2 separate regions of the Homo sapiens genome follow, and region 2 is linked to region 1. The links are chromatin loops, found by intact Hi-C in ENCODE. Cell type or tissue: endothelial cell of umbilical vein. All regions are shown on one strand. Each heading gives the region's core, and the rest is flanking DNA. Links, peaks and the distances in the headings are about the cores only. Region 1 has its middle 130 kb from the start of TRPM3. Region 2 overlaps TRPM3 (transient receptor potential cation channel subfamily M member 3).

What was found. Peaks named below come from ENCODE experiments on the same cell type or tissue, not always from the same donor. Only the 100,000 strongest peaks of a DNase experiment are listed, where the experiment ranks them.
Region 2: a loop joins it to region 1, with 8 times the contacts of the local background. A loop is called at or near these places in 8 of 110 quality-filtered maps.

Annotation. Positions count from the first base shown.
Region 1 is chr9:71,247,691-71,253,081 of GRCh38, reverse strand. It overlaps a transcript of TRPM3 not described here. Among named protein-coding and RNA genes, the nearest start is that of TRPM3, 130 kb to the right of the region's middle. RefSeq lists a silencer at 3,035-3,329. In endothelial cell of umbilical vein, for the core only: a CTCF peak has its summit at 3,148 (motif pointing right); a DNase peak (open chromatin) is centred at 3,191; H3K27me3 peaks cover 576 bases.
Region 2 is chr9:70,999,388-71,004,778 of GRCh38, reverse strand. The region is part of intron 1 of TRPM3 (transient receptor potential cation channel subfamily M member 3); the gene reads left to right. Among named protein-coding and RNA genes, the nearest start is that of TRPM3, 120 kb to the left of the region's middle. In endothelial cell of umbilical vein, for the core only: a CTCF peak has its summit at 2,765 (motif pointing right); no DNase peak of the experiment used is centred there.

The DNA.
Region 1 (5,391 bases), core at 263-5,262:
GTAAAGGTAAATCCATGGTTCTGTAGGAGCCAAAAGGATGTTGAATCAAATTTGGACAGAAAAACTCAGCCAAGTTCCATAATGAAAGAAATCTTGGCCATGCTTGGTGGCTCATGCCTGTAATCTCAGCACTTCAGGAGGCCAAAGCAGGCAGATTGCTTGACCTCAGGAGTTCAAGACCATCCTGGGCAACATTGAAAGACTGCACTTCTAAAAAAAAAAAAAAAAAAAAAAGAGACAAAATTAGCCAGGCGAGGTGTGCATGCCTGTGGTCCCAGCTACTTGGGAGGCTGAGGAGGGAGATTGACTTAAGCCCAAGGAGGCCGAGGCCGCAATGTGCCATGACTGCTCCACTGCACTCCAGCCTAGGTGACAGAATGAGACTCTGTCACAAAAAAGAAAGAAAAAGTCTTTCTATTATTTTTGAAAGTTCCATAGCAAATCTCCCCGTTATTTTGTGGGCTGTTTCTCCCATGGCTCCTCTTAGCTCCCTGAATGCAGGGCATTTTAGTCACTGAAACCTACTCCTAATAAAAATTGCATAATTTTATGAAGAAATAAGTTGGTCCTGGAAAGTGCCTTTCACAGCAGAATTCTGTGTTGATGGAGGAACTTGTTGGGACAGAGGCGGTTTGTATCATAAGCTGTCATTTTTAGAAAGGTGAACAAAGCAATGTCAATGTCTGATAAACGTGTCATGGCTTTAAAGGAAATGAACAGAACCCAGAATGTCCAATAACAGTCCACGAAAAACCACTGTGTTACCCTGATACGCTGTATCCACCTTGTCTGAAGGGCTGAGCAGCAGATTTTATGAGGAACCATACATGCTACCTCAATTGGCCATAATTAGAGAACCTAAAAAAAAAAAGTTAAATTGGTTTCAATCTAAATTTTCCTTTGGGGAAATTAGTATATCAGATATCTGCACTCCCATGTTTATTGCAGCACTATTCACAATAGCCAGGATTTGGATGCAATCTAAGTCTCCATCAACACATGAATGAATAAGGAAATGGAATACTATTCAGCCATAAAAAAGAATGAGATCTTATCATTGGCAACAACACGGATGGAACTGGAAGTGGTTATATTAAGTGAAATAAGCCAGGTACAGAAACACAAACATAAGTTCTTACTTATTTGTGGGAACTAAAAATCAAAACAATTAAACACACAGAGATAGAGAGTAGAAGGATGGTTACCAGAAGGTGGAGAGGATGGTGGGAGGGTGGGGGCAGGAGAAGATGGTTAATGGGTACAAAAAACAAAATAGAAATGAATAAGACCTATTATAGCACAACAGGGTGATTATAGCCAAATAATTTAATTGTATATTTTAAAATAACTAAAAGGGTATAATTGGATTGTTTGTAACAAAAAGGATAAATACTTGAGGGGATGAATAACCCATTTTCCATGTTGTGATTATTATACATTGCATGCCTGTATCAAAATATCTCATGTGCCCCATATATATACCTATGTACCCATGTTTAAAAACTAAAAATTAAAAAAATTCCTTTGGAGAAGTGAGTATTCTAATGTTAAAAGTTAAAATTCTGTGGTACAATGAATTAATATTAAACTATAATTTTTTTATTTAGTTAAATAAACATTTATGATAAAGCTCCCAAGAATGAAAGACAGCATTATGGGATTGCAAAAAAATGAGAGAAGATATAAGCATTTAGTCTTGTAGAGAAGATGAACTCAGAACAAAGTTAATTTATCAGAGGGTAAGATTAATGCTATGATAGGGGAGTTCACATGAGGAAGTGAAGAATTATAACTGGTGAATAAGGCAGTGTGAGCATTAATCTTTGTATTTTCTGATTTCCTGAGCACAAGAATGTATATCAGGAATACTTGCAGGTCAAAAAATGCCATCCACCAATATTAATGAAGCTGGTAGAAGTCTTGGGATATGGCTTCAGAAAATTGTTATCAAACTCATTTTTCTCTTAGAAAAACAATAAAAGGAAACTTTCTCTAAAAGTACAAGAATACTTATCTTCCCATCCATCCATTCATCCATCCATTTCTCTATCCATCTTCCAAAAAGCAGTTGAACTGATCTTTTTGGAACAAAGCAAATCATGTCACTCCTGTGACTATGTTTTCAGTGGCTTCCCACTGCTCTTAAACCGAAAATCAAACCCCCTCTCTTCCATTACCTACAACATTCTGCAATGACCTATCCTCTCCTACCTCTCTGGTCCCAGGTCATCTTACTCTCCCCTTTGTTCGTTGTCCTGTAGCTACTCTGCCTACCTCCCCTCCCCCAATGAATCTTAGGACCTTTGCATATGCACCTGCAATCCTGATCCCTCTGCTTCTGGCTCCTGCCCCCTGCCCTTCTTACTGCTGGCTCTTTCTCATGTTTCACATCAAAGGTTCAGTGTCATTTCCCTCGACCTTTGTTCACATCCTCCTTTATAATCCAAAGCGCTCCTTGAGACTAGGAATCCTTATCTATTTTGCTCATTAATGTCTCCCTGAACAAGGCATAAGAAATATATACTCAGTACATAGATTTCAAATGAGTAAACCAATACTTTTCTTGAGTGTGTGTCACCTACACTGGATTATAAGCTTAAGGACAGCAGTATGCCCATTTTGCTCACCATTGTATAACCAGTGCCTAAATCAGTGCCCAGTCCAACGAAGATGGTCCAAAAATAATTTTTGAAGATGTAAATAAATGAATTCATAAATAAAATGATTTATAAGATCTATTTTAGGTAAAAATAAAAAGCAAAATGAGAACAATAACAATAAAAACTTACGATCCCAACTTTAGGCTGCCAACAGATATGGGAAGGGAAGGTAAAAATTATAGCTTCAAGTTAAATACAGTTGTAAATAGCTATTCAATTTGAATTTATTATGAAAAAAAGTTCCCTAAAATTGTTTAAGCCAAATTCTAAATGTACTTCCCCTCCTATGTAGAATTGTGACTCCTATTTTATGATTCCTTATGAGTCTGTCATGTAAATGGTGTTTAAAGATTGTTAATGGAGTGTATTCTCTTAATGTCAATGAGGAGTTATCAAGCCTTAAATTAAGGACTGCATGAAAGACTAGTATTTCACATTGTACAGTTTTACCAGTCTAAAATGATTCTCACAATTGACCACCAGATGGTGATGTCTGGGAAAACCATCCCACGTGAAGAATTCTTTCTTCAGCCACTTGATGGCATCTCTCCGTTGTTTTCAAGATCTCCTGACCCATTCATCTTAATTCTTTTTGTGTTCCAGGTCTGCGTTGCTTTCTGTTCTGCAGTTCTTTCCTATCTCGTAGATTCCCACTATGATACCAGTCATGTGTAGGGTGTACTAAAGAGAAGGTCTTTGGGACATTCCTTTGAAAAATATTTGTTGTGAACATTTTTTAATTCTAATTGTTTTAGTTGTATTTTGCAGCAGAATAATTTTTTTCCCTTTTTATCTTTAAAGGAAACAGCTGTGTAGGCTTCTTTACATTTGTGAGAAAATATATATATCTCAAGGGACAAAAATACTGGTTAGCGTATTTGTGTGTGTATATGTGTGATGTTTTTAAGGCTTGATGATTAGCTTGCACAGTAGTGTTATGCTGCTGAACTATATTATGATTCCAAATAGGAACATTTAAGCTGTACTCTTTGTAGTAAAATAGACTATTTATACATCCTTTGCTTATGTAACTTCCTCTGATTTTTAAAAAATATTTATGATAAGAATATACAATCACATCAAAGCTCCAATGTAGAGTTTGGTTTTATAGTGTTTGCAGGTAAATGAACATTTTCAAATAAATATATTTTTCTTAAGGGCTAGTAATTTTTCTTCTGAATTTAGTTATATTCTCATTAACTTATTTGTTTTGGCCTTATGGAGAAGCCTTGGTTGGCATTTTATAAAACAAAGTTTTGGGTGACCATACTTTCAGGGATTACTTTCAGAGCATTTTAAAGATCCTCCAGATGAGTTTTGCTATTAACAGTCTGCAAATGAAATGAGCAAATTTTTTCAAGTGCTATTTTTAAGTCAGGAAGTATATTCCAGATGAAACACTTTTTTCATTGCCTGCTCTTTAAAAGCAAATCATAGATATCTTAAAGCTCATTAGAGATTTATCTGTTTTGAAATAAAACTGTTTTCCTCTTCTTCCTTCATGAAGATTTTTATCTGTATATCTTTAAGTGGCTTGTCGTTACGTTTTGAGCCATAAAGCTCACTTCTTTCAAAACCCCTGCTTCCACAAAACACAGAACTTTTATTTATGATCATGATGCTCAGGGAGGTTGACAATCATAAGTAGTTACGTACATGTGTAACAATAGTTGGACGTACATTATAACACACCAGGGCTCTGTTAAAAGTGTCTTGGCTGACTGGGAAGATCAAGCAGACAACAAGAGTAAGTTGTGAATAGCTGGAAAAGGGGACTTTATCTCTCCTCTGGCCACCTTAAATCAGTTAAGACAGGATTTGCAACAAATAACAAACCTCAACAAAATTAAAATATGAGGAAAAATATGTTCTCTCACCTAAAAAGAAGGACTGAGATATGATGGTTCCAAGTTGGTTAACGTAGAGTCTAAAAGATATCCTTTCTGTCTTCGCTTCCATCATCCCCAGTCTGTTAGCTTTGTCCCCTGGTGTGTTCCTTCATGGTCACCATGTGATTGTATATTTCTAGGAGTCACATTCAAATATCAGAATGTCCAGAGGAAGAAGAAACCACCTTACCATACCCAGAGGCCCTGCAGCCAACTCCCTCGGGTCTCATTGGCCAGAGTTGGTTGAACACTTCTGTCTAAACCAATCCATAGTGAAGGAATTTGATTTTTATGATTGCTTAGACTATTCAGTTTACTAAGTCACATAGTGGGAGAATTTTCCAAAGGAAAACATGTAAGAAGGGTGAATGGGTTTCAGACTGACAACCAGTAATTTCTGATGCCTTACGTTTCCAATTATTGGAGGTTTGGAAGAGCTTGAACAAGTTCAGTTATCAAAAGAGAGTGAGATGTACTTAAAATCTCAATCATTTCAATGTTCTTGGATTGAAGACCCTGAGAAGGACAGTCTATCAGCTTTTGACATTGTGCTGTCAGCCTAGCAAGGCTGGTCTTTTTTGTCTCCTCAAATATTTCACTATTACACCTATTTTAAGGCCTTCACTTTAGCTAGTAAAATAGATCATTTGTTATAAAATATAAATTTAAGTCTCTGGACCTCCTTGTTTTAAACCCTATTTCATGATTGTTGGATCTCATATTTCTGCCTGGGATGATAATTCTAGACCATCACTAATGACTAAGCAGCAGAAAGGAGTCTGATCTGGTATTCCAGTATCCCATTGCCCACGGGAGCTCTTCCCTTGCCCTGAGCTGATTAC
Region 2 (5,391 bases), core at 74-5,073, 250 kb after region 1:
TTTCTTTGTAAAATAGCTCACTAGTTTCTGGATATTTCAAAATTTCATTTAGTTATCTATCCACATTTTCTTGTGATTCCCTAAACTTCTTTAAGAGGACTATTCTGAATTTTGTCATATATTTCATAGATCTTTAAATTTTTCTAGCTCTATTACTAAAACTTTGTTTGTTTCTTTTGGTGATGTCATAGTTCTCTGGGTTTTCATAATCCTTACATCTTTACATTGATGCCTGCATATAGGAGGAGACCTCCCCCATTTGCCTGTTCCAGCTTTTGCTGGTGTTTTTGGTGGTGTTAGGCTTTTACTACTTAACACTGGAGCTTAACCGCCATTCTGCGGTTGCTTCCCGGATTGCGGAAGACTTACAGTGAGCATTGGAATGTAAACACTGCACAGGAACTGAATTGTTGTGCTGCCCTTGTTTCCCAGTCTGAGAAAGACTTAAGTTAGTGCCACTACTTAATCACCAGCCTTTGGGTTGTTTCCAGGTCAAGGGAAGGCTCCAAAGGAGCACCTGAGCTTTGTGGGAAATTCAGCCAGGGATTTGAGCCTTTCAGTGGATTGTGCCCCCTTGCAGCACTGTGGCTCTGGCCAGTCTTATCCATGTGACCTCTCCACTGATCAGAGCATAGGGCAGCTACCCTGCACATCAGTTACTGCAATCAGCACCCCTGCATTTTGTCCCCAATTCAACCCAGATGGTTCAGCCTTCCTGGTACTCCCAGTGGTTCTTGTGGGACATGACCAGAGTAGACTAGTGGAAAGATCAAATGTCAACCTCATATTTTCTCCTTCCACTTCAGAAACCATGGGTCTAAGGAAATTCTGTGTGAGTGATGTTATTCTATCTTGGAGGAGGGTGTGGCACAGTCTAAAATGACCACTCCTCTAACTGGCTTCAGCTTCTGTCAGTTTCGTGAGCCCAGGGCGTTCTCTACTTCTCCCTTGAGTTCTATTGAATTCAGTGTGGTATTCTTATTCCGGAATACTTTCTAGCTGTATTTTTACGGGGGGAGTGATTTCGGGGGGCTCTTCATTCCACCACCTTGCCGACTGCAAATGGTATTTAAAATAAAACGATACCGAACTTTATTCATAAGCATCGCATAAATCAACCTACACTGAGATACATTTCCCATGTATCAGATTGGTAAAAATTCAAAAGATCAACAACACATCCTATTAGCAAGGTTGTGGAGAAACAGCCACTCTCCTACATTGCTGATGGGAAAGCACAGTGGTTCCACCTTGTGGAGGGGGATTTACCAATATCTAATAAATATACATATTCATTTACTCTTTGTCCCAGCAGCCCCAATTTTAGTAATTTACCCCAAAAATATACCTTAACAAGTACAAAAAAAAAAAAACCATATGCACAAAATTATTTATTGCATCATTATTTGTAATAACAAAATACTGGAAACAACCCAAATGCCCATCCATAGAAGAATGACTGAATGAACTTTGCACAATAAAGTGCCATATACACAGAGGCACACAGAAAATGGGGAAAAGATCCTTGAACTGCTATGCAGTGATTTACAGGATATACTGTTAAGTGTTTTTTTTTTTTTTTTTTAAGGCAAGGGAAAAGGATTCAAAATGTTTAAACTGAATCTAGTCTTGGAGCAACAATCAGACAAGTAAGATTGTACAAAACTACCTGAAACGAAGACCCTTTTAAAATGTCAATGTAACAAATGACCAGAAAAAGAGAAATATAAAAGCCAGTAGATTAGTTTTATATTTAAAGAGCTTAAAGAGGCTTTCTAAACAAATACAGTAATTCTTGATAGAGTCCTGGACCCAACATCAATAACAATGACAATTATTACAAACCTTTTTGGAAAATATGAATATGGATTGAATATTGGATCATACTTATCAATATTATATTTCTTGGTTGCGATGTTAGCATTGTGGTTTTATGGGAGAATATTCTTATTCTTAAGAGGTACATATTTTAATATTTAGGAATGAAGTATCATCTTATCTACAACTTGCATTCAAATCATTCAGAAAAATAAAGATTATTTAAGTTAGAGCTATGCCTTTTACTTATTTATAATTCATTAGAATTTGGATTTCGATTTCAATAATGTTAAAAATAATAAATTATCCTAATCAAATGTTAATTGAATGCCTGTGATACTATAGGTATGATAGGGGAAAAGGAGTCTAGGGGTGTTACTAGAAAGTAGACGTATATAGTGGAAGGAGAAAAGAGTCAAAGGATAAAAATGATCAATATACTGGATGAAGTTTTAGGAACATCATCAATGTAAAATAATTGTGTTGTGCATATTAAACTCGGTCTTTCATTTCTTCTGAGAACTCTCAGTAAAAAGAAAGGTGGCCACTTGTATTAGACAGTTTCCTGAGACAGATACTTATTTTCAAGATTCAAAAGCTAAAACCGCTGGCTCCAATTTCGATTTAAAGAAGTGTTTCTAGCAACTGATCATTGCTTGCAGCGTAAACAACAGTGACCTAGTACATGAAGTCAGGTTATGCTTCCATGATGAAGTGATTTCAAAGGTGAACTCTGAAGGATGAGTAAGAGTTAACTAGGCGAACGGATGGATTGAGAGAGTATTCTAAGGACATAGGAGCAGAAACAAAAAGAGAATATGGCAAATTTGAGAACTAAAAGAAAACCATTATGGCTGGAGTACAGAAAGGGAAGCAATAGCAGAATAGCAAGAAACAAGGCTAGAAAGGTAGGCAGCAAATCTTTCATTTACCTGATTGCTAAGTGTAGTTCCTCTGTCTGTGTTGACATGTCAACCACAAGGGGGCACACAAGACCAAATACCTGGTCTCTGGCACACCTGCCATCCCAAATGCATTTCCTTTGTTCCTTGGGTTATATAAAACTATTTTGTGTAGCCTCTATATCTTTCACATTTGCATCTGCCAACTAAGCAACAAAGGCAAAAACAAAAGTGACAGAAGTTCCAAGTTGCTACCACCACACAATAGATGACATATGTGTCTCATGCTCCCTTTAGGTTTAGAAATTCAAACAGCTGTTTGGACACAGGTGTATCAACAGTACCATGTTTCTTCAGTTACAGTGATTTTCTCTTTGGATTCCACATCAGAAAGGCTCATTTTTCAAGGCTAGGGACTCAATGTTTTTACAGGAGGAAAACTAAGGAGTGGTTTTCTTTTTCACAATGTCTCTGTTGTTCCTGGCTTTTTTCCCTAATAGACATTGTGTGGTACCAAGGCCTGCATAGGTAATTCAGCAAGCTTGTGCAGAATGCATTTGGATCGGTAGGAAAAGTAACTTCTGGTGCTCGAACCATGAGATACCAGAACTATCAGGTTCACTGTTACATTAAGATGTTTAAAATGACCTTCATAGAAAGAACAAACATGCAAAAACCTGAGGGAAAATGGTACATGTGTATGTCTCTTTCTGTATCTTTATATTTGTTAGTTATCCCAGAGTTTATAAACTGGATCAGAAGGCATATGACTACTGAATTGGTTATAGACATGAGCCCCATGTGGGCTTACGGTTGGGCAGACCCAAGGGTTCCTGGGCCACACATCACCTGCCCCAGCCTAGACTCTGGTCCTCAGGACTGGAGCTACTTGGAACTGGCTTTGGGTTCAAAGAGCATTAAAAATCAGAATTAGCTTAATCACCCACCCATGAACTACCACTTGAACAAGTGCTACACCAATCTCTCCTGTATGAGAATGAAGACAATTCGTTAGTACTGAGGAATTTAGTAGGCCAAACTATCATTTTGTATCCTGCATGTAATCTTCTGAGACTTTTCTAATAGAAAAGGTGTTTTGGTTGTTATGTAGCTGGCATTATAATTTATGGGAACAAAACTTATCAGACTAATATCAGTTCCTTCTATGGGAATGGCAGGACTAATAGACTGGAAAATGGTGTAATTGTGATTTATCTTGATTCTGTGAAGATTTTTATTTTATGGATACTAATGAAAAAATTAGAAAATGACTCCACCTCACTTTTCAGTGTCAGCTCTATAGACTAAGTAGCATATGTACATTGTATTGCCAGCTTCTTGTTAACTATGTGAAGGGTCTTGGTTAATGAAGTAAGGGGTAAGATCCTTCTCCTTTATGTTGGCAGATGATTATGTTATTTAACCAGTGAACTGTGTTTCATTAGTTCTAAAGGTAATAAAACTAGATAAATTTAACTATTAACTTCCAGAGAAAAGTCAAATAAATTGAAAAGGGAAATCTAAATTTCTCCAGACCCCAACTTAAGAAAGATTGATTTTTGTTGTTTATATATACGTTAACACTTACTTTTCATTGAACACCATACCTTGGGGAATTATTTTTATACCACAGAGGCCTGGCCATGGATCTGAAAACCACTTTAGCACTTTATTTTATTTCCAAAACTTAGCAGTATTTTGGAAATGACTGAAGAAAAAATAATAACAAAAATGAGTTGGAATTCAACACTTCAACCTCAGTGTTCAGCCAAATAGAATCTTAAGGTTCTGAATTGTAAAGTCCTTCCATTTGACTTGATTTTAGAGTCACATTGAGCCAAAACCGATGAATGTGTCTTGAATTCACTGCTTTGAACTGAAAAGCAAACTGTTTACTTGTTCCCAATGGGATACATTATGCTGAAAGATCGCTTCCTGTTTGTCCTAGAGGGGTTTCCCTTCCCTCAGAGAAGTCACAATTTGGGTCAGCTGTCTCTGCAGGGGCCATCCCCAACAGCTTTCTTGGGATAAGTGAGGTCCCCAAAACACTAGGTTATGGCATTATATGAAAATAAAGACTTGGCACAGTTCTTCCCTTTGCAAAGCATTCTGACTTTAAAAACAGCCTGAATGCTGAAGACAGAGAAAAAGAGCACACTTTCCCCCAACTGACTTCTGCTAAACACACTGTGGATTGTTTCAGATGCTCCTGAAAGCCGTAGGAATGCTCCCTGTGTGGATATTTTAGATGGCCTGTAGGAGGACTGCCCAGAAAGAGCTGCACCTTTTTCTGGCGTGACATTGAAAGGTGCTGGAGAATAAAAATAACCTTGGATCAACATATGAGTCAAATACTGTATTTATCCATCCTGCAGTTAGGGAACAAAAACTTAAAATGCCATCTTGCCAAAAATAATGGCAATTAAAGTATGCCAGCTCCATGACACTATGCATGGTAGCCAAGTGCTCTCCGGAAGCATCGTTACAGAGAAATAATACACTGGAGTTTCCAGTCTTTCATTTCCTATGATGGTATCTACTGAACTCTTTACCCTTCTGTATTCCATAAAACATGAAGGTTTCTTTTCTTCCTCTGAATCCAACCAAGGTGATACCACCAATTCTGCTTATTATTTCAGATCACGTTCAGGCCCAGGTACAGCTGTGCCCT